Linked DNA regions of Mus musculus: region 2 is linked to region 1. Evidence: chromatin loops called from intact Hi-C (ENCODE). Cell type or tissue: heart. All regions are shown on one strand. Each heading gives the region's core, and the rest is flanking DNA. Links, peaks and the distances in the headings are about the cores only.

Region 1 (16,847 bases), core at 3,187-11,186:
CATTACCATAGTACTAAAAATAATTTTGTTATGTTTTTGAAATTAAAAAAAAATCTCTTTTCACATTCTGATTTTCACGCATATCATTTTATCTCAGGTTTCATAATTTTTTCCAAGATTGGCCTTTTCCTTAATTGGTTTTAGTTTGGTTTCATAGACAGACATTCTAAAATTGTTGATAACAACTTAAAACAAATGATACAGCATCCTCACCACTCAGAACCTTGCCAGCAATTTCCTGCTACCAGATACCCAGCAGCACATAGCTGCTAAAGAAATTTCAGGAGAAATTATCTAATCATTGTTTGCTTGTTAATTGTTTAATTTGATGTTGTTTGTTTGCTTGTTTGAATGCCTCAGCAAGACCTGCTTTAGATGCCACATATGATCATTCTCTTCCTATCAGGGTCTTGAGAAGGGTTTTTCCTACTTCTCAGTTAATCCAATTCACTTATGTCTTGTTCTTCCCCCATTGCTGAATCGCCCTCTTCCAGAAAGATGCAGAACACTGGTAAGGAATGGTGTCTCCCACAGTTCCGTGCAATGAAAACATCTCTGTGGTCTTGTTGTAAGCTGGATCCACTTCCTACTGATGAGCTGTCTGTCTTGGTGCCCAATTCTTTTATTGTTCCTTTTCCTTTTGAAATTTTCAATTGTCAAGAATTTAGCCAGGTGTGGTGGCGCACACCTTTAATCCCAGCACTCAGGAGGCAGAAGCAGACGAATTTCTGAGTTCGAGGCCAGCCTGGTCTACAGAGTGAATTCCAGGACAACCAGGGCTACAGAGAGAAACCCTGTCTCAGAAAAAAAAAAAAAAAAAAATTAACAGCACTTTTATTGACCAAATGTAAGTAATTATTTAATACAACTCTACTATACAAAGAGATACCAGAGCTTTCCAGATGCCAATTCAACCTAAAGTCTGTTCTGCTCACTGCTTTGTCTTAGCTAGGAGTTCTGGTAGGTCTCCGTTGCTGTGACAAACTCCCCGAGAAACACCGCAAAGGAAAAAAAAAAAAAATGTTCATCTGGGTTCTCGATTTCATAAGTTTTCACCCATCACTGTTTGACCAGATTATTTAGGGGCCCACAAAAGACAGCATCACCGTGGATATGCAAGGCACAGGCAGGCTGCTCATGCATAGCATCCAGGAAGCAGAGGGAGTAGAGTTGCTGGGGGTCTCTTTTTGGTCTATTTGGTCTAATTATGGTTTTCCTGTGCACATTCGCAATGGCCCACTCCCTCAGTGGCCCACTTCTGCTTAGCGAGCCTCACCTCAGCATTTCCAGTCCTTCCAGTGGCACTGCTCTCTGGGAATGAAACCATCAACTCATGAACCTCTGAAGAGCAATGCAGCTCTAAACTATGCAGTATTACCTCACTGTGACACTGACAGGCCAATAGTCCAAGCCACTCATTCCAAGAAAATTAGGGTAGCTGTTCATTTTAGAACAATGAACAGTGAGGTTCATGTGACCTAAACTCTCACTCTTTGGAACCATAGCTTTCTCTGAGGTCATTTTCACAGAAAAGTCCTTTTATAGATGTGGGTTTTGGAGTGTTTCATGAGTTGGTAAGTGTGTTTGAATATTTTGACCCCTCATAGACTCATGTGTTTGAATGCTTGGCTTGTAAAAAATGGCACTATTAAGAGGTATGGCCTTGTTGGAATGGGTGAGGCCTTGCTGTAGGAAGTATGTCACTGTGAAGGCAGGATTTGAGGTCTCCTATGCTCAAGGGAGGAAGAGAGCCTCCTCCTCCTGGCTGCCTCCAGATCAAGATGCAGAACTCTCAGATCCTCTTCCAGCACCATGTCTGCCTGGACACTGCCAAACTTCTCACCATGATAATAATGGACTGAACCTCTGAAACTGTAAGCCAGTCCCAATTAAGTGTTTTCCTTTCTTTTAAAAAAGAAATATGGGTTCTGTATTAAACAACAAACAACTTCAGCTTGTTTAATGGTGACTTAAGACTGCACTCTGTAAGTACACCATTCTTTATCAATGTTCTTGCATCTTCCTGGCAGAAGGCAGCCTCAACAATGGGGAAAGAACATGGCACAAGTGAATTGGATATAAAATGTTCTCTGATTCCTAATTCCCAGCATCCTATTTATATTCCTTTTCTTACATCCATTGGTAAACTCAAAAATATTTTTATAAAATGTGAGTACTCTGCTTTATGAATTAATTTGGTTGTTTTTAACTAAGCAGTCAATTCAAAGAAAAAATAATTCTACTCAAAATATATTCATGGTCAATTTATTTTACAGGAGAGATCAGGGCCTTATTTTTTTCTTGTATAAATAACACTGAACATAGATTATAAAAATCACAATCTTAACTAGGCATGATGGTGTACATCTTTAATCCAGAACTTTGGAGGCAGAAGCAGGAAGAGCTCTAGGAGTTCAAAACCAACCTGGTCTACATGATGAATTCCAGGACAGCTGTAGCTACAGTGAGACCTTGTCTCAAATAAACAAACAAATAAATAAACAAACAAATAAAATAATAGTCTTACAAAATTTTTCAGTTAAAAAATTTTTACTATATTCACCAAAAGAATTTGATGCAATCTCACCAAATTCTACTGCAGGATGCCCACAAGAACAACGCAGAAAAGAAATTGCCTTCCACATCATCTATCCAAAAAGACAGCACACCAAAAGGAAAGGCACTGGCTGGGGTTTGAGAGATAAAGTGGGAGACTTCTGAAATAGTTCGTCCATGAGATAAACAATAGATTATGCTGAAGAATGAATGAGCGCAAGTTCCAAAGAAATGCCTTGAAATGCAGCCTGCTCAAACCCTTAAGATTTCAAGTCAGGGGCCCTGGCGAGGTGACTGAATAAGCTGGCTGGTCTTCCATGGGACCTGGGTTTGATTCCCAGCACTGACAACGAGGCTTATAATGATCAGTAACTCCAGTTCCAGGGGACCAGTTGTGCTCCTCTTCTGGCCTCTGTAGGCACCACGCCCTCATGTCATGCATAACCATTCATCCAGGCAAAACATTCATATATGTAAAAATAAGAATAATATTTTAAAAGTGTTTGGGTTAGGATGGGATGAAGAAGGACAGTGATCTTAAATTGCAGAACACTGAAAGGACTCAACTGGCCGAAGTTTGTGCAGAGAACCAAAGATTTCCTAATGAAACAGTGAGTTGTAGAAGACTTTTGTCCTGAGACTCAGTGTGCAATTTGACATCTGGCCTGTTGTCTTAAGAGAACCAAAGAGGACAGTGGGCTGATATCAGGAGAATCCAGTATTGGCCTCTTTACTTTGAGGTCTGTCTTTTTCTATTTGTCTGTGCACTACAGATGATGCATAACAACCTGAAAATAGACTACAGAGAAGTGATTTTTGTGTAGGCAAATGCCGTGGTTTGAATAAGATATGCCTATCATAGGCTCACGTGTTGAATGTTTGGCTCCCACCTAATGATACTATCCTATGCAGTTCTAAGACTTTTGAGAGGCGGAGTCAGTGCAGGAAGCGAGTCACGGGGTACGCTTTGGATGTTCTACCTCGTCCCTGGGTGCAGCAAGGATGTGGGTTGATGGGGAGGGTGGATGAATGAAAAGCAGAAGCAAAGGTAGCATGAGGTAGCTAGTCGCTGTCATGTGTTCTTGACGTGTGTTGTACCACAGATCAGAATCAAAGGAGGCAAGGTCTGAGGCTGAAGACTTTGAAGGCATAAACTAATGCAAGTCTTTCACCCTGCCATGTACTTTGTCACGATACTGAAAAAACTTCCACAGACAGGATTGTTGTAACCTCTATCTACTTCTATCTGGGGCCACTGACAACCCATCGAGACCCTCCTAGTGGAGCATATAGCTGTGTCATAGGTCTAATTTTGTCCGTTTTCCCTGATATCAAATGCTCCTGAAAAATAGATTGACTATCTCAATTAATTGCTGGTTTATATGTATGAATTCATTTGTGTGCTGTAAAAGTGAATGATACAGTTTTGAGCTACCAAAGGAACTGAAGCCAAAGATGGCAACAACAGGAAGCCTTTAAGGGAAAAAAAGTTCTATTACTAGTGTCCCTGTATCCTATGCTCTATGTTAAATTTTCTTTTTAAAGCCAACTAACCCTGTGTTGAGCAGAAAGGGTTTGTATCAAAGGAACGGATGAATAAGTGGAAAGCCAAGGTAAATGAAGCCATAACTATAAACCCAGATGTGGAAATGTAGTCCCAGATTCTCTATTTCTTTTTCTTAACAAAAGTAAACCTCCGGGAGGAGAAGCATCTTATAAATTGTATTGTTTAAAAATTGCTGTATTCATTATGAGGAGCTTAATTATGGTCATCATTTACCAAAAGAAAAAAATCAAAGTCTTGTCAGAGAATTCATAATAATGAATGTTTCTCATTAAAAATTAATGAATGAGTGCCTTATATTGAAGGAAGTGTGTGAAATACCCTAATTTTCTTGTTTAAAAGAATTAATATTCATACATATTAGGTCCAAATTACCACCATTTAGGTGGCTACTTAGTGTTACAGATTACAGATCCGTTTATTACCATACAAGCAGACTATATTTGCTAGCATGCCTAGATTGTGCTATGATAAACAAATGTCGAGCTCTCCATGCCTTCTTTTTAGATGTAGAGTCATCCTCAGAGCAGCTCTTCCCCACCAGTGACTCAGCAAACAATGCTCCTTCCACCTAAGGCTTCTACCAGCTCAGCTCATGGGATTACCAGGACACAAGAAAGGCAGAAAACTGTGTATCAGCTTTCAAAAGTTTCAGCCTAAGTTGACACATACATAAGTACTTATAACCCAGGGCCAGATAGTCTGGCTGATGCAGGGAACCAGACGCAAACTGTGACTAATAAGTCATCTACAACAGAAATACTAAAATCAAAGAACAATATTGGGGTTTGGTTTGGTTTGGTTTGGTTTGGTTTGGTTTGGTTTTTGGTTTTTCGAGACAGGGTTTCTCTGTACAGCCCTGACTGTCCTGGAACTCACTTTGTAGACCAGGCTGGCCTCGAACTCAGAAGTCCGCCTGCCTCTGCCTCCCAAGTGCTGGGATTAAAGACGTGTGCCACCACTGCCCGGCAGAACAATATTGTTAAAACACATATTATTTACTTATTGTTGGGTACTACTAGGATTATTTACATAGTGTGTGAAGAGAGGTTGGAATCTTTCAAAATCCAGCCCCAATAATGCCATATTTTGAACTAATATAAAATTTTATCAATCCACAAATTAATAAATTGTCATTGTATCTACATGAGTATAAACAAACTATAAAAAAAATATAGTTTGAGAAGCATTGATCTACCAGTGCCAAAAATGTGTCTCTAGAGAATGCAGAGTTGTTTCCTTCGGTGTGGAATTATACACAGGCAAAGCTCCGCCTATCTTCAGGTAGATTATTAATCCACTAAAGTATGAGGAATGTTCTTTCTTGGCCAAAACTAAAATGGAAAGGAAGACTGTGGCTGAAGATGAAAGACCTTCCCTCCTAGAACCCGGTCTGAGAATGTTTTACTTTCTTCTTCATCTCTAAGCTAACTCTGTAATTAAATGAAGAGCTGAACTAATTAAATGTGTCTTTGACAGCATTACCTGGCATTCAGTGGCTGAGGGCACTGTGGAATAGTTAATCTAAGTGCTGACCATCTCTTATAGGAGGTGACCTCAAGAACATATAATTATAGCAGTAATTTATTTACCTGAAAATGACTGTGTTCACAGGTTGGCGGACAGCATAATTATACAAATGGGCTTTGCATTGGCTGTGATGATTTAGACATTGGGTTGGTTGATCTATATTTAGCCCTGCAATTGACAATTTCTCCTAGGAAAAACTGGGAGGTCCTTCATGTTGATCCATATGGGTGAGTGCCTGATTTCAATAGAGGCTAAAAAAACACAGACACAGAACACGTGGTGAGTTAAAGAGTACTCTATATATCTAATGTTCAACATAAAAATACATTATTTTCAGGTGCTTCAGGTTTTATTGAACTGTTGATGAAGTGTTACAAGATTTAGGTGCCAGAATTTATATACTTCAATAATCTAATCTGCTAATAAGATGTCCAATTGCCCATCATGCTCTATACCAGTGGTTTCCAAGCTTCCTAATGCTGTGACCCTTTAATACAGATCTTCAGGTTGTGGTGAGCCCCATCCATAAAATTATTTTGTTGCTATTTCATAATTGTAATTTCTGTACTGTTATGAATAGTAATATAAATATATGATGCACAGGATATTTGATATGTGAACCCCAAAGGAGTCAAGACCCCCAGGTGGAAAACCACTGCTCTACATTATAATGTGAGCTCCTGTATCAATGCTTGAACAAAACTGAAACTTGATTAGCATAATTTGATCACATGCAGAAGGAAAATTTTTAACATAAACATGAACATACCTTTGATACACCAAAGAGCAATAAATAATTCTGTATGACAAACATAAGAATTATTATTATTTATATTTAAGCTCACATGCCGTGTAATGACGTCTTGGTCAACAACACTATGTATTTACATCACTTTATACAACCTAATGGCATCACAGACAACTTAGTCTGTGAAGTTCACATGATGATGAAACCATCAGTAGATGCACTTTGCAACTTGTATTCCACCCTTAAGTGATCCATAACTATACTTATAAGCATGTTAGAGATGGCAAGGCTGTGTTGGTAACTACCAGTCAAGAAGCCCAAAAGTCAGCCAGCAGAGGTCTCTGTTAGACTCTCTACAGGGTTCATGGCCTCCTTTGGGAGTCCTTGCTGACTCATTGTAGCCTCTTACTGAATCATATTTCCATCTAAACTTTTTAAATATATAAAAAGGGAAACCTGGCACCAGTTGTTGTTAAGTTCTGGTTTGAAAGGCCACCTTCAGAACATAATTTTCAGCAAGTTCCATGACCCACATGGTCTACTGATGGAGAAATTTCAGTCCTTACTTGTGTAACCCTACATAAAATACCAACAGGCAGCTTTTCCATCTCAAGGGGCAGAAACTGGAGTGAACACTCACCTCCTTGTCATCCTAAAGAACAAATGCTTTGCTATGCAAGGTTTCACCAGCCCGTATTTATGGTCCTTGGGAATAATACTTACTATTAATTATTTACTTCTGTTATGCAATACATTCTTGTAGGTCATCAAAACTAAAAAATGCTGGAAGATGAATTCTGTCACCACAATAAGAAGGAGAGTTGTGAATTTGTCCTTCAAAGCAAAGCACACTTGCACCAACTCATTTTTATTTGATGTACTTACATGGTTTTACAACCCAGAGAGGTGATTTTTTTTTTCAGGCATATACCAGTAAGTCAGTGGGGAACTTTTATTCAAAGGCTGAAGAGCACAGATTCACACCTAGTCTCAGGAACCACCATTGATAGGACAGAAAATTGTTCTGGACATCAGGATACCCATGACTACCATTTCTTCCTTTTATTCTCTGTGTTATCTTCATTTACTTAGCTTCTTCTATCCCGTTTAGTTATCTGTGACATGAGGATAACTGGATTTGCTCCACAGGATAGTCATGTCCTAAAGAAGGTAATACATGTATAAAACCCTCCTGAGTGACTTTTGATTTTTTATTACTACCTCTTCAGTACTTCAGGCAATTACCAAGAAAGCCAAGAATGTGTTTTTCATCTTTAGAGAATTAAGTAGCTGAAAATGAATCTGGGTGATTTCTGTAATAAGGACTTTTTTTTTTTTTTAAATTTACAGGACTGTATAGCATCCTTTTCATATCTTTGAACATAGGACATGTGTTCTGGGTAGGGGGGACATTGCATGTCTGAGTCATTGGATTATTCATAAGTTCTTTGGGATGAAACCTATTACTCGGTGCCTCCCCAGCTACCAAATTGTGTAGAGAAACTTTTCTACCAACAAATATAAACTATCAGAAGCAAAATCCATTTAATCTACCAAACAGCCTACACGATCATCACTGGTTCATTACCATGTTTCCTGAGAACCTGCTCCATGGATGGCTTCTGCTGATAGGAAGGGGCTCTCATGTCATTTGTCCCTGCTGTCATTCTCTAGCCTGCATATGAAACATTTCTAATATCTCTAAAGCTAACTGATAAATTCTACCTTAGGTGGAGTTTAAAACCTAAAAGAGTAAAAAAATAAGCCGAGCAGTGGTGGCGCATGCCTTTAATCCCAGCACTTAGGAGGCAGAGGCAGGCAGATTTCTGAGTTCGAGGCCAGCCTGGTCTACAGACTGAGGACAGCCAGAGCTACACAGAGAAATCCTGTCTCAAAAAACCAAATAATTAATAATAATAATAAAATAAAAATAAGTAAAAAAATAAAGCTAGGCTTGGTTGTATGTACCTAGAATCCCCCCCCCCCCAAAAAATAATAATGCCAGGCATGGGGGCACACATCTTTAATCCCAGCACTCGCGAGGCAGAGGCAGGTAGATTTCTGAGTTCAAGGCCAGCCTGGTCTACAGAGTGAGTTCCAGGACAGCCAGGGTTATACAGAGAAACCTTGTCTTAAAAAAAAAAAAAAAAAAAAAAAAAACTAAAAGAGAATCTGGGTAAGAGGGTTATCTCTGTTGAAGACAAGAGGAAAAGTATGGAATGTCACAAGAAACTAGTGTAGTGGGAAGGTTTCACTGGTAAAAGGAAGAATAGAAGGGCAGAAAAGGAGGAAGTTTGGAAGACATTGTAGGTACTGAGAAATCAAGAACAAAAGGAGACAAACGTTATGGAAGATGATGAAAAGTTCTTCCCTACATTGCTGAAAAAAAAAAAATGCACAGAAGTTGTGAGTTAAAATAGAGATATACAGGGCTGGTGAGATGACTCAGTGGGTAAGAGTACCCGACTGCTCTTCCAAAGGTCCAGTGTTCAAGTCCCAGCAACCACATGGTGGCTCACAACCATCTGTAACAAGATCTGACGCCCTCTTCTGGTGTGTCTGAAGACAGCTACAGTGTACTTACATATAATAAATAAATAAATCTAAAAAAAAAATAGAGATATACATAGGAGAGGCAACTCCTTTGTTCCCACATAGTGCTATGATCTTCATGTATGTCAAAGGGAGGAAAAATTAGTTATAGTATACTCCTATTTAAACCAGTCCAGGGGGACTGATGAGATGGCTCAGCGGTTAAGAGCACTGACTGCTCTTCCAAAGTTCCTGAGTTCAAATCCCAGCAACCACATGGTGGCTCACAAACCATATGCAACAAGATCTGACACCCTCTTCTGGAGTGTCTGAAGACAGCTACAGTGTACTTAAATATAACAAATAAATAAATCTTTAAAAAAAACAAAAAACGGGAAAAAAACACAGTCAAATCCAGTAGGTAAGCTGCCATCTTAGATTTGACTCACGTTCTTTGTGATCATTAGTTATTCTTCCAGAATGTTCTTCCTTTCTCCGTTTTTTTTTCTTTCCTCTCTAAGGGTCCGTTTATCCTCTTAATGTATGATAGAGGACTTTTTTTAAATTCAGTATCTTCCTTCTATTCAATATGAAAACCAATCTACTCAACTCATACACACATTCCCTAAAGGTAGGAGGACTGGAAACCATTTTAACTTGTCCTTTCACCACCTTCTCAATTCACTAGGGTAGAAGACAAAATTTTGGCTGAGCTGATCTTTCTGTGTTTGTCTGGAGAGTCTCATACAGTCCAGAATGAGTTTCATAAAGTCCTGAGTAACCTCAAACTCACTATGTAGCCAAGGGTAACCTTAAATTTCAGATCCTTCTTCCACATCCCAAGAGTTAATAATTCAGGATATATTACCACATCCATCATATTCTTCCATTTTACATGATGAATCCATCTCCCTATTTTCCAGAGACATGCATGTTCATGAGATAAGGTGGAAGATAATTATTTTACCTATCAAGGCACATAAATTACCAAATCATTTGAAAACAAAGCAGAAATTTTAAATGCACAAATTTTAGTTCTAAAATTTGCTTTTTTTGCACAATAGCGGGACCTAGGTCAAGTCTCTGCCTTATTCATGTTTCATATCATTAGAATTTACAAAAGACACTTCTCTCGTTGTGTTAGGTCTTTGACACTAAAATAATAGATAGGAACGAGTCCATGTAAATCAAAGCACCACCCCCATCAATGATGAGACTGCCTTGTAACATTTATTCCAAAGACAATAAAAATAATATTTAACATTGAGTCCATTTCAAAATACAATTTCCCCCAATATCTGTGGGGCCGTGAAAAGCAGCCTATTTTGGTTGAATGAGGCTTGATTCGGCGACCCAGTAGAAAACTCTACAAGGGATGGAACAGTGAGCCATGTTCCCAGAGACAGGTGCCTGACACCAGAGCCCCCAACTCCGTAATCCTGTGACTATAAGACAATGCCCCAAGCTTCTGGTATTCTGGCTAGACCCCACCACCACAGTTACCTGACTATAGCCAGGTGTGCTCCTCCCCACAGCTACCTGGGAACCCCAAGATAGCAGAGCCCACTATAAAGGGGCTGCTTGGCCCCTCCTCTCTCTCTTTAAGCTCTTACCTTTCTTACTCTCATCTCTAACCCTCCTTCTCTCTCTCTCCCTTCCCCCTTCTCTCCATGTGGCATGGCTGGCCTCTCTCCCTCTTTCTACCTTCTCTTTCTCTCTGCCTTTCTACAATAAAGCTCTAAAACCAGACTGTCTCTGCTCATCAAGGCCCTCTGTGATTGAACAATGGGATAGGCTTTCCCCTAACGAGCCATGCCTAACCTCCCACCAGAAGGCCTTCTTGGGCTCCAACCACAGACCAGACCAAGGACTCTTGCCTGTGTGGGAACCACCCAGCGCCCCCTCTCTCCCTGCCATCTCTTCCCTTTGGCCCTTGGGCCCCCATTTTGTTCTCAGCTCTTCCACAGTGACCAGCAATGTCTGGGATACCCTAGACTGAGAATCTGTAACCTAGGACTGCCCCTTGTCCACACACACCCCACTCCCACCTCCCAGCTGGGATTCTGTGGCTTCCCACTGCCAAACCCACCCGGGGTGCGTGCAGCAGAGCACCGGAACTCTGGCAGAATGTGGGTTTTCTCCCACTCCCTTTATTCCCCTACGCCCACTGCCCAACAAATATCAAATAGGAATATTACATAAACTGTCAAGAGTCCAATTGAAGCTACCCAGAGAGAAGCAACCTTGTTCTGAAAGACAAGTATCTAGGAAAGAGAAACTATAGTAGAGCTAAGGCTCTCAAGAGCCTGTTTTAGATCAGTAATTGCTCTGCTCAATGTTCATGGAGATTCAGTAGACCTCTTTGAAAGTAAAGGCTTGCTAAGAAAGTGATGTTGAGTGTTCTTATCCTAGATTGTTGTTTAATCTCAATAACTTCACTGCTGTAACAATGTAGATATGCACTGGGTGGTAGTCGTGCATGCCTTTAATCCCAGCACTTGGGAGGCAGAGGCAGGTGGATTTCTGAGTTCAAGGCCAGCCTGGTCTACAGAGTGAGTTCCAGGACAGCCAAGGCTATACAGAGAAACCCTGTCTCGAAAAAGGCAAACAAAACAAAACAAAACAAACAAACAAAAAACAATGTAGATATGCCACCTGTCAATTTACCTGGGCTCCTACTTATCAAAGAATTATATTAATGGCTGCTTTCCCTGTTCTTTTCCTTGTCCCTGTTTTGACTATGTGATGAATAGTTAAAGATAAGGTCCATGTTTTTCATTACTTTTTCCCTCCCCATCCTCTGACCGAGTCCAATTCCACTACTGATGGTGTCTGCAAGAGATGAGCAAGTTAAGAAAATATGCTTCTTTTAGATGTCTTAAGATCTTGGATATTTGCCAAGTATGTTTCTATATTGTGATCACTGAGCCTGAAACTGAGAAATCTTCAGGGAGCTTGTGAATCAGCCTTTTGGAAAAAAAACAATCTAGGACATTTGTGAAATGTGTCTTTTCTGGCAAAGCAAGTATGAATATTTCTGCATTTGTGGCCATTACCTATTTAAGAATGACACAATCATGCCAAGCTTGGAACTTGCTATGGTGAGACAAAAGCTGTCAAGATATATATGATTTTCAAACACAGGGCATCCGAAAAGGTCTAGAAGGTCTGTGTATAATGCCATGCATGACATATTCAAACTGGAAGAAAAATCAAATGCAAGACAGTATTAACACATCTTAGAACTGTCAGCCCATCTAGTAACAGTAGTAATACTGAAAGAGATATAATCTTTTGCACTTATTTTTATGGACACCCCACACAATAGTATTCTAAACTTATTTATAATGCATGACCATGTGTACCTATTTAAAACACCAGGAAAATATAGCAAAATTCTCATAGTATTCATTTCTCTATAAGGTGAAATTATATAATTGTTTTTCTTTTTATTCTCTGATTTTTCATAGACCCACATTTGCTCTGTGTTGAGACAAAACATTAAATCTAACAGGATCTATGTGTATACTACTATGCAGAATATTAGTAGGTAAATTATGCCATACACACATTTAGCTACTTAGAGTAGTGGCTGTATAGTTCATGCTTTGAATCTAAACAACATATTTTAAATTTTTTAAGGAGAAAAAAAGAGTAGTGACAAATACCAGAGTTCATGTGCCTCTCTCCTGTGACACACTCTCTGTATATATTTTCTCCATAGAAATACATCCTGGAAAAGGACAGGATGTGACAGTGTGACACAGTAGCTCCTTCACCTTACTGTTGTTTGTTTTTAGTCACTTATTTATTATTGGATTTTGGGTTTCAGTTTTTTCTTTAAACCACCCAGAGCTTTCTAAAAACACAATTAAACCTTCATTAAATGTTCAACTGACAAATTATATGGACTGTATTAGAGATCACAAGAATGAGTGATACATGTGTGCATACCTGCACACACACACACACAGGATTTTTAAATGTAAAAGTGACTTTAATTCATGAGGGAAAAAAACAAATTATTGATTAGATTTACAAAGAATACCAGAATATATCATTGCTATTTATAGCCAGTGCTTGAGAACTGTTAGGGAGATTCTTGCTGGGATCTACAGCAATGGCTGGAACCAAGTTTCCCCGACAGTAACATATAGTGAATTAAGCAATCTAGTACCTTTGGGTGGAGCTTGAAGATGAAGTTGAATGTGTCCAGTGATTTTTATGTTAAAGACCTCTTACAGAATGTTTTTTCTAGAACTGTTTCTATAGCCTTATAAAACTTATCATATGTTTGCTGTGTACGTAGCAAGCTCCTGAGATGAAAGTCCAACACCACCTGAGTCATGGTGGCTTTCCATGTGAGGAAGGCCACATGTTCCTATAAATGTTACAGATAGAACATAATTTTACTACTGTCACTCTTTGTGGGCTATTTCTCTTACTTAAGTGCACAGTATGACCCACCCATGTTTGTGGAACATTTGAAAGTTGTTCAAGGAAAACCATAAAGGTGTGTGAGGATATAAAGCAAAGCACTCTAGCCAGGGCCTCAGGGACTGGTTGATTCTCAGCAGAATACCATGTTCTCCTAGTTTATGTTCTACTGGTATATATTATTCTTGCGTTCACAAATGACTCATGGGCCATTGCAAAGGACGAGTTTTCATTTTGTGGGCACTGGTACGAGCAGGCAAGTCCTTCGACCCTTCCCTGAATAACTGTTGTGTTGTAGAGGACACCGCCTATACAGAAAGCCATGTCTGAATTATAAAACTGTCACAGAGCTCTGTGCTTGAAAAGACAGTGTCACCAGCTATTTCGGTACATTTTTAATAAAAAATTCTTCCACCTTGATCAATCCATGCTCTTCAATTTAGAGCTGAGATTAATTTTCCTAGATATACTGTGCTACAGTATTAACACTTGAAATCACCTTATAACCACTTGCTTTTGCACATTGCACCACCTTGGAAGCTGCTTCTGTTGACCTTTAGATTAAAAATATGTTGGATTATCATGATTGACACTTTTAAAATGACTCATTCTTGCCAAACACAGCATAACAACTTTTCAACATTCTCTTTTTCTTACAACGGCTTCCACTCTCATTATGCGAATACAGCTGTATTATATGCCGCCTCTCCTTGCATAACATGCTTTCTTTCTTCCTTTTTTTTTTTTTTTTCCCAGAGTTGAAGAAGATTTACATTTGGAGTTAAATGTCTCAGTGATTGCTTTGTTGAGTTCCATTATACCAGTATAGTTAATCAAAGCAAGTCTAGCCTTGCTACTATGATTCACTGCGTGGCTTTGAACTTAATCATTTACAGAGAATGAGTACACATATTATCACCAGAGCTGGATTTCTTCAACAGCCTGGGTGACATGGTACTGTAAAGACTTTGAAAACTGCTGCTTCCAGGAACTCCACAGTTACTAGCATTTGATCAAATATTTCATTGATGAGCTTTTGAATACAAAGAGGCAAATCGGAAACCCTACCTTGGGGCAGTAGAGTAGAGGAAACATTGACCACTTATTGCCACGCCAGACTGAAGGGGGTCCTTTGATTTGTATAGAATACTTTCTTCAGTGTGTGTGGTCTTCACACTCATAACTGACAAGAAACCTTTCTTCACTCTCCTTCCTAATCCCGTCATAAACCATTGGTTGTTGGCATCTGGGTAGGCTTGGGTTCAGCAGACCTTGGGGTTTAGACAACAGCCTGGGGGAGGTTGGGGATTGTTGTTTTTAAACTGAAGAAGCTAATTGAGTAAGTATTAACATATGTGAGTCAGGCCTAGCAAGTCTTGTTCCTGAGCAGCCAATAATGATGCCCCTGCTAACTCAAGATTTCTGGGGAAGGGGGCGGCAAAGGAAGCGAGAGAAGAAAAGAGAAAAATGAATGTTTGTATCCATCTAGAACTGAAGCACACTGGAGCTTGATCTGGGTTCCTGGAATGCAGCTGTTAGTTTTCAGGGCTCTTACCAGATAGCTATTAAAAATTCTATCACTTAAAAACCAACATATGTAAATTTTTAATGAAGTTATACTTTTTTCCTTTGTTTTGTTTTGTTTTGTTTTGTTTTGTTTTGTTTTGTTTTGTTTTTGAGACAGGGTTTCTCTATGCAGCCAAGACTCTCTGGGAACTCACTATATAGACCAGGCTGGTCTCGAACTCAGAGATCCGCCTGCCTCTGCCTCTAGAGTGCTGGGATTGAAGGCCACCACAGCCAGGTTAAGTTACACTTTGTAAAAGGTACTAAGTATTCAAACTCAGCACTTCTAAATACTGTGGTATCTGTGCTATGAAGTCACTGTAGCTTTGTGGCGTATCATCACAGAATGGCATGCTGTGTCACTTACACTCACAAACAACTCTAAATGGCATTAACTAGTGTTTGGTCTGTGTGCCCACTAGTGGATAAGCAACAACTTAGTACATCTAACTGCAAACTTTCCCAAGGAGTCACCAAAACCGCATGTGATGGAGTTGACAGATCTAACCCCAGGAATGTCCAGCTCCACTGGAGGATGGTTTGTCCCAGCTACTCACTTCTACCCCAGGACATATTGAAAAGTTCTTCCTGGGAGAATATTCTCATTAAAACTTCCTGATAACTACAATGTACAAATTGTCAAATTTCTCACTATTTTTCAACTCTTCTTCGAGTTCCCAGCTCTTGCTGACACTTCTCCCCCCATGCTTTTACTTTGTCTTCAGAACCTGCAATACGAAGGCTCTACAATCAGGACAAGAAGCAGTGGCAATTTCATACACATGCAAGCCACACCCGCCCAAGGTGCCCAGCCCTGGGCCCTGGACTCACTGTGCTATTTTTTTTTTTCCTTTGCCATGCAGATTGGCCTTCAGTGTCTGCGGGAAACTGACAGCAATTTTTCAACCAAAGACTATATTACTGATGTGGGATTCAGGGAATATGTGATTCGGTAGCTGGGAAACAGAAGCTACCAGCCAGATAAAATTGTACCTGGCTGTTTCAGGTACCTGGACCATTCTTTGTGAGGACACTTAAAAAAAACCTGGCATATAAAGTCACTGGGGATATGTGTGCATGCACCTGTGTGTGTGTGTGTGTGTCCATCTGTCTGTATCTATGTGTCTACATGTCTATGTATGACTAATGATTCTACCAGTATTTGTGTCATATTCAAATATCATTTGAGGGGAAAATAAAAAGCATACACACGGTGGTGCCAGTATATCTTGAATGCATTAGTTTATCCCCACACATCCCAAAGCTCTTATATGATAAGCACAAAGCCTCCACTTTCTGAAACATTTCAGCCTTTTTGTTCATTATTGGTACCAGCTGCGCCAAGAAACTCCTTCAGCTTTCCCACTGGCCCTGGTGGTCATTGCATTCTCACAAGTTTGTCTGTGATGGTATAAAGACGGTTTCTTCAGAACCATTAGTCACAGCAAATACGCTCCTCCTCTGTTCCTCCGTCGACACTCCGGCCTGCTGGGCAGCTTCAGATGACAAACCACCAGCAAGTTTCTGCTCATTCCTGCTTTGTAGATCATGTGATATACTGCAGTTAAATACAGATCACCCTCTTTCCAAGAAGCCTTGTTACAAAATTGAAAACAAAAACAAAACCACATAATCAACAAAACCAGCAAAGTTCTGTGAGCAGGTAGTTCTACACAAAAGTGATACCAAGGAAAGAACAATTCACTAAAACTATACTGCCCCCCCCCCAAAGAACTGAAGACAGTTGATTTTCAATTTTAATTATTAGATTCTCGTTTCAGCTTCTCTCAATAGACATGCAGTACGTGGCCTATTTCCCCATTCACATATGCACTTTCAAAATACAGAATAAAACGTTGTGTACATGGTAGGTGTGTGGAAACACTAACTCATCAGCTAGCACTAAAAGCTGTG
Region 2 (16,847 bases), core at 5,573-13,572, 240 kb after region 1:
AGGGGCAAACATAGATAGAGCTCATTTGAGCCACTGAAAAGTATATCTTCAGATGAGCGTTATGGAGGCAGCTGCCCTGATCCTAGGTGCTCATGAGGCTGAGGCAGGAGGATTGCAACTTCAAGGCAGCCTGGGCAGTTTAGTGAGACCCTGTCTCAAAAAAGTTGAGTGTAGCTCAGAGTAGAGTGCTTATACTGCCTTACATGAGTGAGTCCCTGGGTTCAATGCCTAACACTGCACACAAAGTATATCTTGGCCAGGGATTGGACAGCAGTAATGAGGGTGACTGTCAGTGTCAACACCTCACTGGCACTGAGCTTGTGTGAGGTATCCTAGGTGCTCTCAAAGGAGCATCCTTGGAACTGGACTGGCATCAGGCTTGACAACAGCTTGCTCAAGGAGTCAGTGTAGCACTAGGTCCTCAAGGCTATTCTGGAAGACTCTTTGAGTGTCCAGAGAGGACATGAGGTAGGTAGAGGACAAATGGACAGTAGCCAGGCAAACATCAGTCACCAGGTGGGTAGGATACACACATTTAGCCCAGTCCGGGCTCTGGTGTGACCCATCCTGCCAGGTGACCACAGGAATAAGGAATACTGGTCACCAGGAAACTGTTTCTGTTGGGGAGGGGGACAAGGGTCTACTCTCCAGGACCAGCTCTGGGCTGTTTTGCATCATCTTGCCTGGAGGCAAACAGGAAGAAATCAGAGAGGACAAGGAAGACATTCAAGGGGACCATCTCCACACATGCTGACACAAAGAAGGCTGTTTAAGGACCAGGGTATGACAACAAGATGCCAGGATACACACTGCAGCTAGTGGATGGGCCACTCTGAGGCTGTTCCCTCCCATAATCCCAGACATCTCTGGGCAGCTGCCTACCACAATTGGGTCCAGTCTACAATGTTCCACCTTGGAGAAGGGCCTTAACTCTTGCCCTGTTGGGCTGGAGCCCTTAGGCATCAGGGAAGGGAGTGTGGCCCTGATTGTTGCTGGGAACCCCTCAGCAGGCTCTGGTAGACAGACGTCTTGCCACATTGGTATGGTTTAGCAGCTATTCCCAACTTGAAAAATCAACCTTCTGCCTTCCCTGGGGAGCCTCACTCAGCAGTGTGGAGCACCCATCCACCAGTCAATAGTGCTAGTATTAGTGTGGGGGATGTTGGAGGATGACAGGGTGTGGCAGTGCTGCCCCAGCAGCAGTTTCAGGTGGTAGGCTGAAAGGTCCACTTGGTGGAAGAGGTTGTACACTTGCCCACATGCTGGCCATAGCTGGAAACCTGGGAGTAGAGGAGTGCAAAAAGAGAAGACTTGGGGCAGTAAGTGGGGGCTTGGGGCCCAGGCTGCCTTTGCCTTGAGGTGTTATCAATTTGGAATCTTTGTGGATCATTGTCCCTTTATTAAGAAAGAATTTGAGTTTGTGGAGAAAATGTCTAATTGCAGGGCAGTAGTTGTATGCACTTTCAACCCTAGAACTCAGGATTAAATTCTGTCTTGAAAAACCAAGAGGTAAAAAAAGTATAACAGTACCTGAGCTTGGACTTAACCTTCCTTCCCTTCCTGTAAGACCCCTTGTGACCCCTTGATTGCTACATCAGTTAGCCTTCTCTCAACGTGGCTTCCCTGATGTGACCCTTTCCTCTGCAGCCCCCCAGGAAAGTACCCTTGCATTTCCTCACAGCCTGCAAGCCACCAGTCCAATGGTATTTCTTGAGTGCTTTCCATGGCAGCTTTATGAGTTAGATTTCTGGCTTCTGTAAAAACCATGCTTCTTTCAGACCTCTGTCTGCTATTTGAGGTCCCCCTCCCCCCATTTTATACCTTGAGGGAGTTTCCCTTAAAGGTCTGACACAAGGCTTAGAGTGTAACTAGTGTCTACTATTAGTGAAGCCCCTGAAGGCTTTTTCTGTTCCCAGCATCATCTCTAGTGAAAATCTGCCTTACTCAATTTCAGTTACTTATATTAAAAGCTCTCATCACCCCAGATGAGTCCACAATCCAAGTGTCCTAGCCAGTGTAGTCTTACCTGGCTTTACAAGCCAGGTCCTGTCAATTACAAACCCTACTCCCAGCATTTCTACCAGATCTCATATGTTCCCTTTACTGAGGCCACACATAGGTGTGGCTCCAGGTCCTCCTTATTTGACTCAGAGAATACTGTCTATTCACTTCCCAGCTTCTCCACCCTTTCCTTAGCAGCTGTGGCATCCCCTCAGTGCTGGGCTGCTTTTTGTAAACATGACCAGCTTAGACTTTTGCAATAAAAAACTAAAGTATCAATTTCAGTTACTTTTCTGTTACTTTGATAAAATACCATGACTAAAAGTAAGTTGTGGAAGATGATGTTTATTTCGGCTTAAGATTTTAAAGAACTAAGAGTCTGTCATGGCAGGGAAGCAGCAAGGCACTGGTGTAGTGACTGGAGCAGGTAGCTAACAACACATGTCTTCAAATGCATGCAAAAAGCAGAGAGAAAGCTGCAGTGGCAGGAGGATTTTAATGTCAAAGCCCTTCATGCTTCTTTCAGCGAGGATGCACCATCTAAAACTCCTAATTAGCACCACTGCTGGTGAACAGAAAATTCAAGTACCTGACAACCCGGGGTGGCATTTCTCATCCAAACCACCACACTATCTCAGCTTTGATTCTGATCTGTGCCGGTTTAGTCCAAGCTCCTATTTGTCATATACCCACAAAAGCTTTCTCTTGGTATGGTACATATTTCTCAAAAAGGGCTGTGATCACTAAGAGCTACCAAGGTAAGCTTAGCTCCTTCCTACCTGCTATTGTGATCTGTTTTCCCCTAAAGTTGGTCTACATCCCAGAAGCCTCACTATGTCCTTGCTAACATTAATAGTTGTCTACTAAAAGTAGAATCTGTGATGAAAACTTCAGGTCCAGTTTAATATTTTTACACCAGAAGGTTTCTAAGGCTGTCAACTGGAAATGGAAGTGCTGTACGCAGCAAGACGGACCTTGAGACTTTCTGACAGGACAGGACACTTTTCAAGTCCCCATTACTTTTGTATCTTTTAGAATTTGTGATTTTCGAGTCTGATCAATGTATTAAAACTATTTTCTTATACATCTGCCCTTTTAGTGTTTTTACCTAAAGAACCTGAACTCTTCAGAGCTTCATAATTTTAGCTTACTGATCTCTATTAATAACTCATTTGATTGGACTGAGTCCAGCTGTATAGGTAAAATCTGTTACAGCCCATGGAACCACAGAAAAATACCAATGAAGGTTTAGAGTGAAAAAAAATAGGTCATATATACACACACACATATATATACACATACATATATATATATATATATATATATATATATATATATATATATACATACATACATACACACATATGTTATATGTAGTATATATATTATATGTCATTAGCTATCCTACTTAGTTCTCTGCAAACTATACACTCATCCTTTCTTTTTGAAGTTAGAATTACATTCAGAGAGGCTCAGTAACTACTGATGATACATAGCAACTATTAAACAACCAATGGGTATTTGGTTATAGACCTAGCACCATGTCTTGAAAGGTAATGTTATTGTGTTGTACCAGATTCATTTGATTTTTCTATTTTTGTTTCTTTGTTTATGCACATCTCAAGTGGCACTGAAAGAAAGGATTTTCTCTCTTCTTATATTGGATAGTTTAATAATATTTCCAAGGAAGGTAGTTTAGTGGATAGTGTGTTTCTAGTATGCATGGAACCTATGTTTGATATTCATCACTGCTTGAACCAGACATGGTTAAGTGCATACCTCTAATCACAGCACATGGGAAGTAGAGACAGGTTAGCTATCCAGGACCACTCTCCACTCTATAGTGAGATTGAGGCTAACCATGCATACATAAGACCCTGATGTAAAAGAAAACAAGCAAAAGCTAATGCTTTCTACATTGTTCTGCTGTTTTTCCTTTATGTACCCTAGAGCATACTCCTTTCACGTCAGTGCCGATGGCCAGATGCAGCCTGTCCCTTTCCCCCCTGATGCCCTCATTGGACCAGGGATCCCCCGACACGCTCGACAGATCAACACCCTCAACCATGGGGAGGTGGTGTGTGCAGTGACCATCAGCAACCCCACAAGGCACGTGTACACAGGTGGCAAGGGCTGTGTTAAGGTCTGGGACATCAGCCACCCTGGCAACAAGAGCCCAGTCTCTCAGCTGGACTGTCTGGTAAGTGAGCAGGGATGATAAAGACCCCGATTGTGAAAATCAGCAGTCCTAAGAGAATAAGTGGGTGTTTTTCTCTCAGAGTAATCCAGTTGTTTATGTGTGTTATATGCACCTGTACAATCTGCATTTACCCTGTCCCCAAGGTCAAAGGTAAGTCACTTGGTTCAAGAATACTAGGAGTTCCTTACATTGGTATGGAACATAACACTCATACCTGAGAACTTTCTGAAGTCTAGTTATTTGTGTGGCTACCAAGCCCCTTAACTATTGTCACCTTTTGTCCTTTGTTTGCACAGGAAATTGAAGCTTACTTTTCTTCCCTTATATCAGAAGCATGTTTTGGTACATCACGTAATCTAACATGAGTATACCTAAGATTTCCACCAACTCATGAACAGGGGAGACAGTTTCTTTTCCTGTCTTGCTGCCTGTTTGTTGGTACTTCATGGAACTCATATGCCTGTCAGTCAGACATAACAATGCTAGGCCGAAAGAGCCAACTGCCAAGTGACTTTTAACTGATATGGCTTTAATACCGAGACCCTCGATCCTCAGCAAAGTATGACAGGGCTTCAGAGCTTAGAGAACTGCAGTAGTGTGTACACAGACCATATGGATCTGCGTGTGCAGATTACATCCACACTTGTTTAATTTGGTGGTGGGAATGAGACTAGATCTTTGCATTTGGGTGCTAATTAAGATTAAATATCTTGGTACTGAATTTTGTAGATCAAGTTTAAATACTTCCTTAATTTCATGTAATTTTATAGCATTAATCTACTTTATCATTGTCATAAGTATAAATGGCTCATTAAACCAGAAGGGAACACAATACTTTTATGGATTTCTGCTCTCATGTTAATGCTGTTTCCTTTTCCTCATGAGTAATCTCATGATGGCTTTTGTCTCCACAGAACAGGGATAACTACATCCGTTCCTGCAGATTGCTCCCTGATGGTCGCACCTTAATTGTTGGAGGGGAAGCCAGCACACTGTCCATCTGGGACCTGGCAGCTCCAACTCCACGCATCAAGGCAGAGCTGACATCCTCAGCCCCTGCCTGCTATGCTCTGGCCATCAGCCCCGACTCCAAGGTCTGCTTCTCATGCTGCAGCGACGGTAACATCGCAGTGTGGGATCTGCACAACCAGACTCTGGTGAGGTAGGTCAGCTGAATTTACTTCTGTATTGAGAGGGAGAGCTAATTTACCACGTGATGCTGGACGCTCTGTGTGGATGTCTTACTATGTGTCGTATGTTTGTGTGTTTGTCTCCGTCTGTCTGGATGGAATGTAACTACTTTCTAAAAATGTTATGAATTAGATACACGTTAGAGATAACAACAGATTTTATATGTGAAATCTTTCTTCCACACTATCTTTTATTTCTGTTTCATTTTATACATGCACACACATACACAGAGTATTCCTGAGTTTTAGAATTGAAGGTCATTTTTACATAATGAATGTTGTCAGGATCTTGTGGGCTCATTAGAGGTAATTTCTTATCAGTGCCTGCTAACACTCATCATCACCCCTAGCTCATCAGTGAGAAGCCATAGTACATGGTTATAGGATTATAATTTAGGTGACGCATGGGGCACACTTCAGCAGTGGTTGTAGGACTCTTGCCAAGGACCCAGTCCTGGTAGTTTGTTGCTTGCGCTCACTTGGCCTAAATTGTCTGTGTTCTCATATTTAAGGACAAGTGGACGGCAGGGTTATAGAAATGAGAACGAACAGTAGGATTCAGAAAAGGGTCTGAGAAGATTGGGAAATTTAACTGTGAGGCAAGGGGTGTGAATGGAAGAGGAGAGTCGTTTGCACTCTTATTTTGAAGGGCTGCAATTTCAAAAGCAAAATACTTGTTCTTGTGGCTTTAGGGTAAGAATCAGATAATCAAGGTCATCCTCGACTATGAGATGAGGACCCACTTTGAACATTTTACTTCATGCCTCATGTACATTTTGCCAGAAGTGTCCCTGGGCAGTGTCCCGCAGAGTGTGCTTACATGAGGTATTTCTTGGCGAATGGCCTTCCCCCTGCACAGGCGACAGATACCAAATGAGATCTGTAGATAAACTCGGCACTGAACTTGATCAGAAAAGAGTTCTCAGTAGAATTCAAGTAAGAACTAGCTTTTCAAGGGCTTTCCCTTCATTTTACGTTTCCAGGCAATTCCAGGGGCACACAGATGGAGCCAGCTGTATTGACATTTCTAATGATGGCACCAAGCTCTGGACAGGTGGTTTGGACAACACTGTGAGGTCCTGGGACCTGCGTGAAGGGCGGCAGCTGCAGCAACATGACTTCACCTCTCAGGTGTGGCCTGTGTGTGGGTAATGTGACCTATTAAAAGAAAATGTGCTGGCTTTGAATGTGGATCTCTTAGAGATCATCGCTTAGACTTGGTTCTTTCTGTACATTTTGAGTTTTGTTGATTTCCTCTATATTTAAAGAGTATACCTCCTGGTTAATAAGATAAGACCTTGTCCTCTGTAGCTACCATCATTTGTTATTCTTCCAGATCTTTTCATTGGGCTATTGCCCAACTGGAGAGTGGCTTGCAGTGGGGATGGAGAATAGCAATGTGGAAGTATTGCATGTCACCAAACCAGACAAATACCAGTTGCATCTTCATGAGAGCTGTGTGCTGTCACTCAAGTTTGCCCACTGTGGTAAGCAAACCCCCCTTTTCCAGTTTCTGTAAACTGAATGATTGCTTGGTTCTTCTTTTGACTCATTCCAAACCGAGTCTTCTATTTTGGCAATGTGTCTCTCTTGACAACTATATAGTTTACTTAACCATGCATGCTTTCCTAACAAGCTATGTAAATTCTTAGTCTTAGTCCACTTTATTCCTTACCACAACAATCAGTGACTCATAAAATTCAGAAGGTCGGTGGGCTTTACTTTTGAAGTGAAAAGATACTCTTATTTGTTATAAATGGAATGAATTTCTATATCAATTCAGCAGTCTATGAATCACATGACAAAGTAACACAAAGCCTTCTTCCTGTAGGCAAATGGTTTGTAAGCACTGGAAAGGACAACCTTCTGAATGCTTGGAGGACGCCTTATGGGGCCAGCATATTCCAGGTAATGCCTTGCTTGCTGAGCAGCGCGTGTCCTGTGAGCCTGCAGAGCTGTAGCCATGGCCTCTTCGTGCATCCTATGAGTAGTGCCCCTGCTTAAGTGCTTTGAAATTACGTTGGGGCACCTGACACCATTTCTGCCAGGCAGAACAAGACCCTGTCTGGGAGGGGGATTAGTTGCACAAGGGAGGGCCATCTGCTGAGATTTCTGATCTCAATATCAAAGCCTGAATTACCCATGACTCAATCCTCTAATTAGGGGTTTTAGGTCTTCTGTGGCATTTTCGTGTTTATGTATACATTTTCTGTTTTCAATCTTGAACATTTTGTGTTCATGAGTAGTATTGGCTCTTTTCAAATTCTTTGACTCACTTTCTGTTACCACTTCTTTTTTCTAAGCGTGTTCCGGAAAATTTCAAACTGCATTCATTTTATAAACGTCTTAGTAGCACAATAGAATTTTGTGTAGTTTTGGAAATTATTTGGGGGAAAAAAAACCTACCAGATTTAAGCATAGCACAAACACAGACACACACACACAAAAACTTTCAGGTCCATTAATGACAAGTCATAATAGAGTGGATTAATTGTCTGAATCCAAAACAGAGCACAATACAAGGTTGGTGGCATGGCATGACAGAGTAGCTGATGTTACTGTCATGACACTCATACCTGCCTTCTCCCCTTTCTTGTTTTATATGACACAAGGTTTCACTATGTAGCCCTGGATGGCCTGTAACTCACAGAGATCCACTTGCCACTGCCTTTGAATGCTGATATTAAAGGCATGCATTACCATGCCTGGCTGAAGCTTAAATTTTAATACTTGACCTTTTAGGTATACAAACTGAAAGAAAAAGATTAGACTTTATTTTTATTAAATACAAGTATTATATCGATGTATATACTGTCTTAGGTATTTTAATTATTAGCAATTGCAATAAAAAAAGTTTGACATGCAGTATATTAGGTACTTGTCTTACACGTGTGACTTCTGATGCTCCCAGTATTCTTGAGGGTCCTATTTTAAGCCTTGTCTGTGTGTGGTCTTCCCTCATCCCTTCATCACCCTTCACCTCTCTTCAGTGGAGTGTGTTTCTGTTTCCAACTATTGAACTCCTCTTTCCTGTTCTCGTGTTCTGTGCTAGTAGCAGTGGACATTGTGGCTCATGTCTGCCTTTAGTTGTTAGGCCTGTGCAGTGCTTGCCGCTCTGTGGTACCGCCGAGAGCCAGGCTCCCTGTCTGTGGCAGCTGAGGTCTTGGATCTTGAATGTCCTACTTGCTCTGTACTCTCTAGTGAAGAAAGGGGGGTTGTTTGTTTGTTTGTTCTTTTATTTTATTGTCTGTATGCTTGTCTGTTGACCAGGTTGTATACCTGGTACTTGAGGAAAGCAGAAGGAAACCCCTCCCCCAAACTGGAGTTTAAAAACAAACAAACAAACAGTTATAAACTGCCATGTGGGCTCTTGGGTTTGAACCCATGTTCTCTAGAAGAGCATTCAGTGCTCTTATCCAGTGAGTTCTCTCTCCAGCCCCAGGAATAGAGTTTAAAGAACTAGGATTTGCCTCATTGCAGAGCCCGCTGACCATTGAGTTACCTCTCTTTGATGCCTCAGGACAGGAATCCTTAGCCTAAGCTAAGGATGATGTCCTCCTGCCATGTCTAGGAATGTTGGTGCTGCCCTCTATCTGCAGATGTACTTGGTGCTCTGGGGAGCACTTTGGTTGTACATCTGCTCAGCCACACCCACCAGTCCTGCTGCTCAGTTCCTCTATGTGACATTCTTGATATGTTTCTTCCCTAGTCCAAAGAATCCTCATCGGTGCTTAGCTGTGACATCTCTGTGGATGACAAGTACATTGTCACTGGCTCTGGGGACAAGAAAGCTACGGTTTATGAAGTTATTTATTAAGGACAAATCTTCGTGCAAACTGGACTCCTCCTCATAGCACTTTGCGCTGTTGTACTTTTCTGTTCACCCCTCTCCCATTCTAAAACCAAGGATTTCCAATACTCATTGCAGTTGTGGAGTTTAATCCCTTCCCATAGCCCCACTTCCTCCTTGCTATTGAATTGTGAATACTCATTAAGAACCTGTGATACCAAATCTTCAGCTATCGTCTTGGAAGAACATGGAATACCTAACAGTGAATGGAATCTTTAATTATGTATTATATCTGTAATATATTTATTTTGTTTAAAGAAGGCTTTCTAACAATGACTGACTAAATAAAGCTGTCCGCTCCTGCATTGATAATGAAGGTGCATTGTATTTGATGCTCCACCCCTCCCTTTTGGTGAGGGAGGGGAAAGGAAGGTTTAAAATAACTGATTTAAATGTCACTAAATGTAGACTATTGACTGTATAGAGATGTGAAATGTATAATTACACACGGAAGCAATATGTTGCTGTGTTGTTATGAGGTTGTTTTGTTTTATTTTCTACTTATATTAAAAACATTTGGAAATTTGGCTGTTTGAACAAGTAGAATATAACAGGCCAAGTACTATTCCTTTGAGTCTATTTGGGCAACTTTAACCAATATGTCTATAACTTTAGATTACATTCAACAAAAATAATTAGATGTTTTTCTTTTTTATTTTTTACTTGTTGACAAGTATCTTTGTAATATTTTTTAATTCCTTTTTTTATTGTATTATAGACAGATCAAAAATTAAATTGGGCCTCAAAGAGAGAACTTAATTTCTTCTAAATATTTTTGCCAAATTTCCTGGCAGAGGAAGCTGTGTGTCTCTGGGCAGTTGTGATGCTGTGAGACATGGCAGGCTGTTTTGTGTCATGCTCTTTAGGAGCTGTAGGTACAGGAGGACTGCTTGCCTACCGCTGTGCAAAGCAAGTCTTTCCCACACAAAGGCCAGCAGAGGAGGGTTTGCAGAGCCCACCCTCTGAAAGCCACAAAGAAGAGCCTCTCCCGGGATGGTGGCTTGCTTTATTTACCTCTGGTTCTTTCCATGTCTTAGTTGGATGTCCCTGAAATGGACACAGGCTGTGCCATTGTGCCAGAAACATTGTGTTATCTTTTATGTTGTTGTTGTTGTTGCTGTTAAAACTATAACATGTGACTCCTTTTTTATTATTATTTTTTGTTTGAATGCTTTAAAAAGATCTTTTAAGTCTGTGGATCTGCTGATGTACAGTGCCTTTGCTGCTATGGATCAAAATCAAGAACTGTGTAGATAAACTTTATTGTATAAGTAGAAAAATCACTTAATTTCATACTAGAAATGGATGGATGCTGCAAGCTGAAATGGACTGTCATTGACGTTCTTTGTGTGGTAGCAAAAAAAATGGTGTCTTAAGTGCTTAGTGTTTGATGTCATTAACAGTTTCATAAAACTCTACAGTGTAGAAAGATTTTGATACTAAACTGTGCATTGTACATAGTTCTAACGCATTGTGTTGGCCACCAGTACTTCTATGATGGTAGATTGTTTGTGCATTCAGACTTTTAAGCATTAAACATAAATAACTTCTAGAATGATTATTTTCTAATTATTTTTGCTAATTGCTTTGTCTATGCCACTCCCTATATTAAAATCACTAGTTATATTCAAGTCAGATTGTTAAGTACTATGGGTTTTGAACTGTTTCTTTTTTTTTTTTTTTTTTTTTAATTTTTCTTTTGAGATAACCCAGAAAGCATGAAAGAAGTTATGGAAGGCAGGTGGTTGCCAAGTATTTACTGAGCCTCTCATTTTGTTGACAGTCTTTCATCTAGAAGCAGTCCAAAACTCTCAAACTTGAACCATTTAGATTTTTACTGTCATTCTGGTAAACTAGCCACTTAAAGCTACTTAAACTTAACTCTTGGAACTAATTAATATTAGAAACCTTTTTTTGCCAGTAATACAGACTAAATTTCAAGTGCTCAATAGCTCCACAGGAGCTAACAGCTATTGTACTGGACCTCACAGATTTTGGTAATGTTTCCCACACTGTTGTGAATGCTCTGGAGCTAACACAGCATTCAGAATTTGACAGATTGGACCATTGCCAAGTGTGGGGGTTTGAGGACTTTTCAAAAAAAACACACAAGTTTCTGGAAGCATCCTGGGTTAGATTTTTTTTTTTTTTAAGACTAGGGCAAAGAAGAACTTGAATCCTAATTTGTGGGACAGGATTTGGGATCGTCATGGTAATCTGCAGTGATCAGCCATAGGAGACCCAGCTAGGTACTAAGTGAGTGAATTCCAGCGTTATTCACCCATGTAGACCAAATCAGCAAGTCCAGTGAGATGCCATAAGCTGGCTGCATTGCAGGATGGTATGCAAATCCACTGAAGCTGCTGAGAAATAAGAGATCATTTCTTAAGATAGTAAGTGACTATCCATAGAGATCAACTCGAGGTGGGGAGACACTCTTTGTTGGGCGTGGAAGGAATAATGGATATAGAGAGGGCCTTGAACTTCTGTTAGTTACTCGTCGGCATGGTTCTGACAACATAGAAAGTCAGAAGGAAAAAACACGTTTGCACATCAGAAAACACAACTTATATGTCTGGTAGGGTTACCCAGAGAGGCACAGAGAATTGGCTTTATAAACTGACTCTGTGGCAGTTGTTGTCGATAGATAATGCTGAGAGCTTATCCATTCCCCAGTACTGGGCTTATAAGAGTATATTTTTCTTATCTCTGTGACAGAACACCTGGTGGAAACAATTTAAGGGAGGATAGTTGGGTTGGGGGGCAGAGGGGCAGGCGAATTGTTCGGTTGCTTTTTTGCTCACTGTTACAGAGCTATTTCAGTCCAGCAGAAAAGGCATGGTAACAGTATTGGCTCCATTTGTGATTGCAGGCAGAGGCTTTAATCACATGGTGCTGACTGGGAAGCACAGTTCACAGACTGGAACCAGGGGCAGTAAAACCTCCAGAGACCCCCACCCCTAGTGACCTCTAGTGACTACTGCTAGGCCTCTTAAAAGCTCCACTGCCTCCCCCAAATAATACTACTAGCTGGGGAATAAGGTCTAGAATCAAGAGGCATACCTGTATAAGTTGGAGGCCTGTCTTAATGTACACAGAAGTTTTGCCATAATTATTGAACTATAAAGGTAATTTTAAGGGTCTGGGACTATGCCTCTGGTGTGGCAAGTGCTGATGATCTGATACCTCTGAAAAGAAGGAAAATAAGTAATTACTGAAAGTCAGTTGCTGCTTTCACCATAAATTATGCTCTTTGTATAGTTCTTGCAGAGTCCGAAGAACAAAGAAGAGGCATCTCTCTCCAAAGCAAGAGAAAATTTAGAATGGGAGAACAGAGTTGAGTAAACAAACTATAGAAAAAGGAAAAGGCAGGTCAAAGCAGCCATTGGACCTTCCTAGACAGGCGGTTCTGCTGCAAAGTGGCAGACCTCCAGATTTCAAAGCTGCATACCTCTCTGAGCTGATACTTAGCAAAATGGCTTCATTGGGGTCTACCTGGAATATTGTATGTGCCTGCAACACTTAGAAGTGCTGGGAATTAAACACTAGGTTCAAACTACATCACACAATCACAAAATTCCTGCCAACCGAGAACAAAAGATGGCATTCTGGACAGATATGCCAACCCGGCGAGCAGCCTGAACATGAGCCAGGAGGATTGGTTGTTTTTTGGGTGCCTCAGTGGACCTTCATGGCCTGGTGCTGTACTGAAAACGGACTAGGATATTTGTGGATTTATTTCTGGTAATAGTAAGAAACTTAGCCCCGAGATTCATTGTCCAACCTTGAATAAGCAATTACAAAAATCAGTTTTAAAAAAGGTGCTAATTCAGCTATATTCCAGAGAGATCTAGCGTTTCAGTGGTGACCTGGATCTTGCCAGTGCTCGGGTTCTGGGGACATTTGTCATAGAGCAGTAGCAACTGCTGTCTCTCTTCTTTTGAGCTAATTCCATTTATTCACTTTGGGGTGCTGACACATTATACATTGGCAATGGAAATGGTTTATTTTCAGTCGCTTGAATACAGCACAAAGGGTTTTATGAGAGTGTTCAAACACTATTGAGCTAAGGGCAGAGAGAACTCTGCCTTGTTAAGCTGTAGTGGCTGTTTCCTTTTGATGGGGTGTTTGACAAGAGGTGTAATGGGTGGTAGAATTTTGAACCTCCATGTTAGAAGTTTGCAGGATAGCTGGGCTTCTAAGCTACAGACTTCTCAGCTGGGACTTTCATAGTTGCCTGCAGATAATTCCCATAGGACTGACCTTAGTCTAGAGTACTATGAGCACAGGGGCCCTGTTTGATCTCACAGTAGGCCCAGCAAGGAGAGAGGGGCGGTCATAGTTCTGTTTATATAGAAAGGAAAAGGTCACAAGGGAAATGCTATTTATCAAAACTCTGGTGGGAATTTGAGGGGCTAGCAGACTCGAAACTGGTCCAGAATCACCCTGTGTACAGCAGAACTGGACCAGAAATGGGAAGGGGCATTCACAGTGCTTCCACCTAATTGTGCAGTGCTCCATTTCATCCAGGTCATACAACTTGAAAACTCCTCTGTTCCATCGCAGATTGTCTTTATAGTTCCTGTGCTGTGACCCCCTCCATAGGCTAAATGTTCTGGTACCTCCTAGGAAACTCTTGGTTGTGAGTTGAACTAGGATTGATTATTTTTCCTCTTGGGAGGCCTTGAAGTTCTAGAAGGACTCAGTAGGAATTCGTCATGAGAGACCTGTGATAAACAGACCTACCTTATCATAGGCTGCTAGAAAATGGACCAGAAGAGATGCCCTCAAGAAGCAAGGAACAATGGGAGATGCCCAAACTAGTGTCCTGCAAGCAGACCATTGTCCCAGACTTTATAACTTCCCATTACTTGAAGAACTGCAAATACTTCAATCCCGGTAGAGTTTAGCTTAATAAGGAGAAGCCAGGTACAGCTGTGACTAAAGTACAGCTCCTCCCCCCAAAACAAAGCTTTGGAGATTCATTGAAATCAGCCGTTCAAGCTTATTGTTAAATACCCATCACATGTTAGTAGTTCTTCATGCTTTCTCTAAGCAGTCATGTTAATGAAATCTGATTTCCACTTTTATGGCAGGATCAGGAAAATTAGTTATGGTTCCCACAGTGATAGTCAATTCCTCTCTCCATGACAATTTCTGGGCACCATGGTTTGTAGAACAAGAACATTCCTCTGATTGCAGGAAGTCTGAGGTACTTGCTGGAACAGGACCTTGGTTCGCTGCCTGTAGTGTAAGCAATGTTCTTTGATAGCATTTGCATAATTCCACAGTGAGTGTTAGTGGGGGCTTAGGTGATCAGGAATGAATGGACTTTGCTGCAGCCCCCAGAGCGTGGGATCCCATGTCAGGCCACCTTAACTTGAACGTGGAGTGTGAAGAGTTCGAAGTGCCCTGCTGAGCTCAGCAGATAGTGATTTTTGTGCAGCCCCAGCTTTAAGTGGGAGCTCGTAACCCTACTCCACATGGGCTACTTGGGACTTCATACCATTTCTACCTCACTGCACGTCACGTTTTTGTTGTTTGAATGCAACATCCCCACCACACCCCTAGGATCTTCAAAAACATGAGGTCCGCAGGACCTTGTTATTTGTATCATATTACATCACATTAGATGTGTAAAACTTGGAAGTTCATGACCCAATCACCGACCTGCCGGGGAAATGAGATAAGGTGAATGGGTTGCTTCAGCTTCTGGGGTTTTCTTTAATGTTTTGAAGTCTTGTGTTAGATGTGAGTGTGGTGTTGTACCTTTCACCTCAGGCTTCTACATTTCCATATAACTGGCATTTACTTCTCGAAGAACCAAAATGTAAACTTGGACCGAAAACAAAAAAATCCAACTGTACTGAACTGTCTCTGGCCTTTAATTTCCTTTAAAAGACATTAGAAATGTCCCCCTTGGCAGAAAATCAAACAAGGAGGTCTCTGATTCTGTGCTCTGTGCCTGTGTTGTCACTGTTTTCAGTACTGAGAAGCACTAAGTTACCACGACACCCACCACCTGAGGATGCTTTGCTTCCCGCTTTCCTGTCTCTGTCTCTGTTTCAATCCCTCTTCCTGAAGGAAGAGGGTCTCAAACTGCTTTTAAATCTTTAGGCCCACAAGTATTTAGGGGCACAGAATGCTTTAGGTCTTTTGAAGAGATGTGATCCAGGCACGATGGCACAACACCTGTAATCAGCACGTAGAGGTCAAGGTGGGAAGCGCAGAAGTCCAATCCCATGTCAGTTAACATGAGCTTTGAGGCCAGGCAGGGCTACATGAGAGGAAGACAGGATGCAGCATCTTGTATGGCCTCCCAGCCAGCAGCATCCTACAGGCAAGCACAGTGCTGTTCTGGACAGGACATCCAAACTGCTTCTGCAAAGTGACGTGTGCACTGACTATAGAAACGTACAGCTCCGGAGCTGGTCACTTTTGTCCCCGGTCATGGATAACTTCCAGTGACCCTTCAGTATTTAATTTGGAATTGAAGAGAAGGGATTTTAGACTATTTGGTTGAGGAGGTACCAGATGTACAGAGGTCAAGTGCCTTGATCAAGAGGAAATAATAAGACAGTTGCCTGAACAAGACTTATAAGCCTCCCTGCTTTAGTCTGTGTGCCTCAATGACCAATAAGACTGCTAGAATACTTCTTTTTCTTTCTCTTTCTTTTTTAAATGAGGTCTGGGTTTTACCACAGACACTGCCTTCACTCTGAAAGGTTTGTGGCCTGTATGTAACTAAAACCAAAATATGTGACAAAGCCATATACTTCCTTATTGATGAAGACATTTAAAAATGCATGACATCAAAAATATCTTTTAAATTTTCTAATAGAAAAGTGTGTTCTTTGTTTTGTTTCGTTTTTGTTATTTTTCTCATTCCAAATTTCAAAATGTGGTAGACTTTCTTTTAAAAGTTTGTGTTAGTATGGATAAATAGTGTGTTTTGTTCTGTTCTGTTTTGTTGTTGTTTTGGTTTGTTTTTGTTTTGGGGGATGTTTTTGCACTCTGAAACATGTCCAATACTCATATAGTCATATTTGAGAGATGGGTCACCCTAGTACCTTTGATGATTTTTGGGGGGCTTTGAATCACGAGCTCACAGAGAGGCCACCATGACAGTTAACACAGATTTGTTTGAGTCACGTTAAAATGTTTCTGAGATAACAGAGGCCCCACCCTCAAAGGATTGGTGGGCTTCAAGGCAAAGGGCATGGTTATCTGCAGACCTGAGAGCCACTATTCTGGTTGCCCAAAGGTGTTTCAACCTGTGGTTCACGTTTAGACTCCCTCAGGGCTTAGCATTCCTCACTTGTGTTAAATAAAGCCACTAAGAAAGAAACTCTTCAGCAATGCAGTGACGACTTTGTAGTTTTAGTTAACATGTTATCCCAGAACCAAACCAACTCGGTTCTTTTCTGTAAGGACGTCGGGGCCTGTACAAGATGTAGGCTGTTTAGATAAATGCAAAATCGGCTCCCATGAGGAGAATTAGGCATCATCTTTTAGGAGTGTCACCTAAAATCTTGTTCCTCGGTGGTCCCTGGGTAATGTTTTCTGAAATAAATTCTGCCAAATCTAGGAAGGTGTCACATCTAGA

The links. Hi-C counts contacts between places; a loop is a spot of excess contacts. Peaks named below come from ENCODE experiments on the same cell type or tissue, not always from the same donor. Only the 100,000 strongest peaks of a DNase experiment are listed, where the experiment ranks them.
Region 2: a loop joins it to region 1, with 2.2 times the contacts of the local background. A loop is called at or near these places in 4 of 42 quality-filtered maps.

Annotation. Positions count from the first base shown.
Region 1 is chr19:14,682,286-14,699,132 of GRCm38, reverse strand. No RefSeq gene overlaps it. Among named protein-coding and RNA genes, the nearest start is that of Tle4, 93 kb to the right of the region's middle. In heart, for the core only: a CTCF peak has its summit at 6,726 (motif pointing right); no DNase peak of the experiment used is centred there.
Region 2 is chr19:14,442,095-14,458,941 of GRCm38, reverse strand. It overlaps Tle4 (transducin-like enhancer of split 4), which reads left to right. Exons shown (of 20, transcript NM_011600.3): 15 at 3,952-4,201; 16 at 5,116-5,363; 17 at 6,375-6,522; 18 at 6,728-6,878; 19 at 7,223-7,299; 20 at 9,101-10,870. The coding sequence ends at 9,208. Among named protein-coding and RNA genes, the nearest start is that of Gm8630, 15 kb to the right of the region's middle. In heart, for the core only: a CTCF peak has its summit at 8,984; no DNase peak of the experiment used is centred there.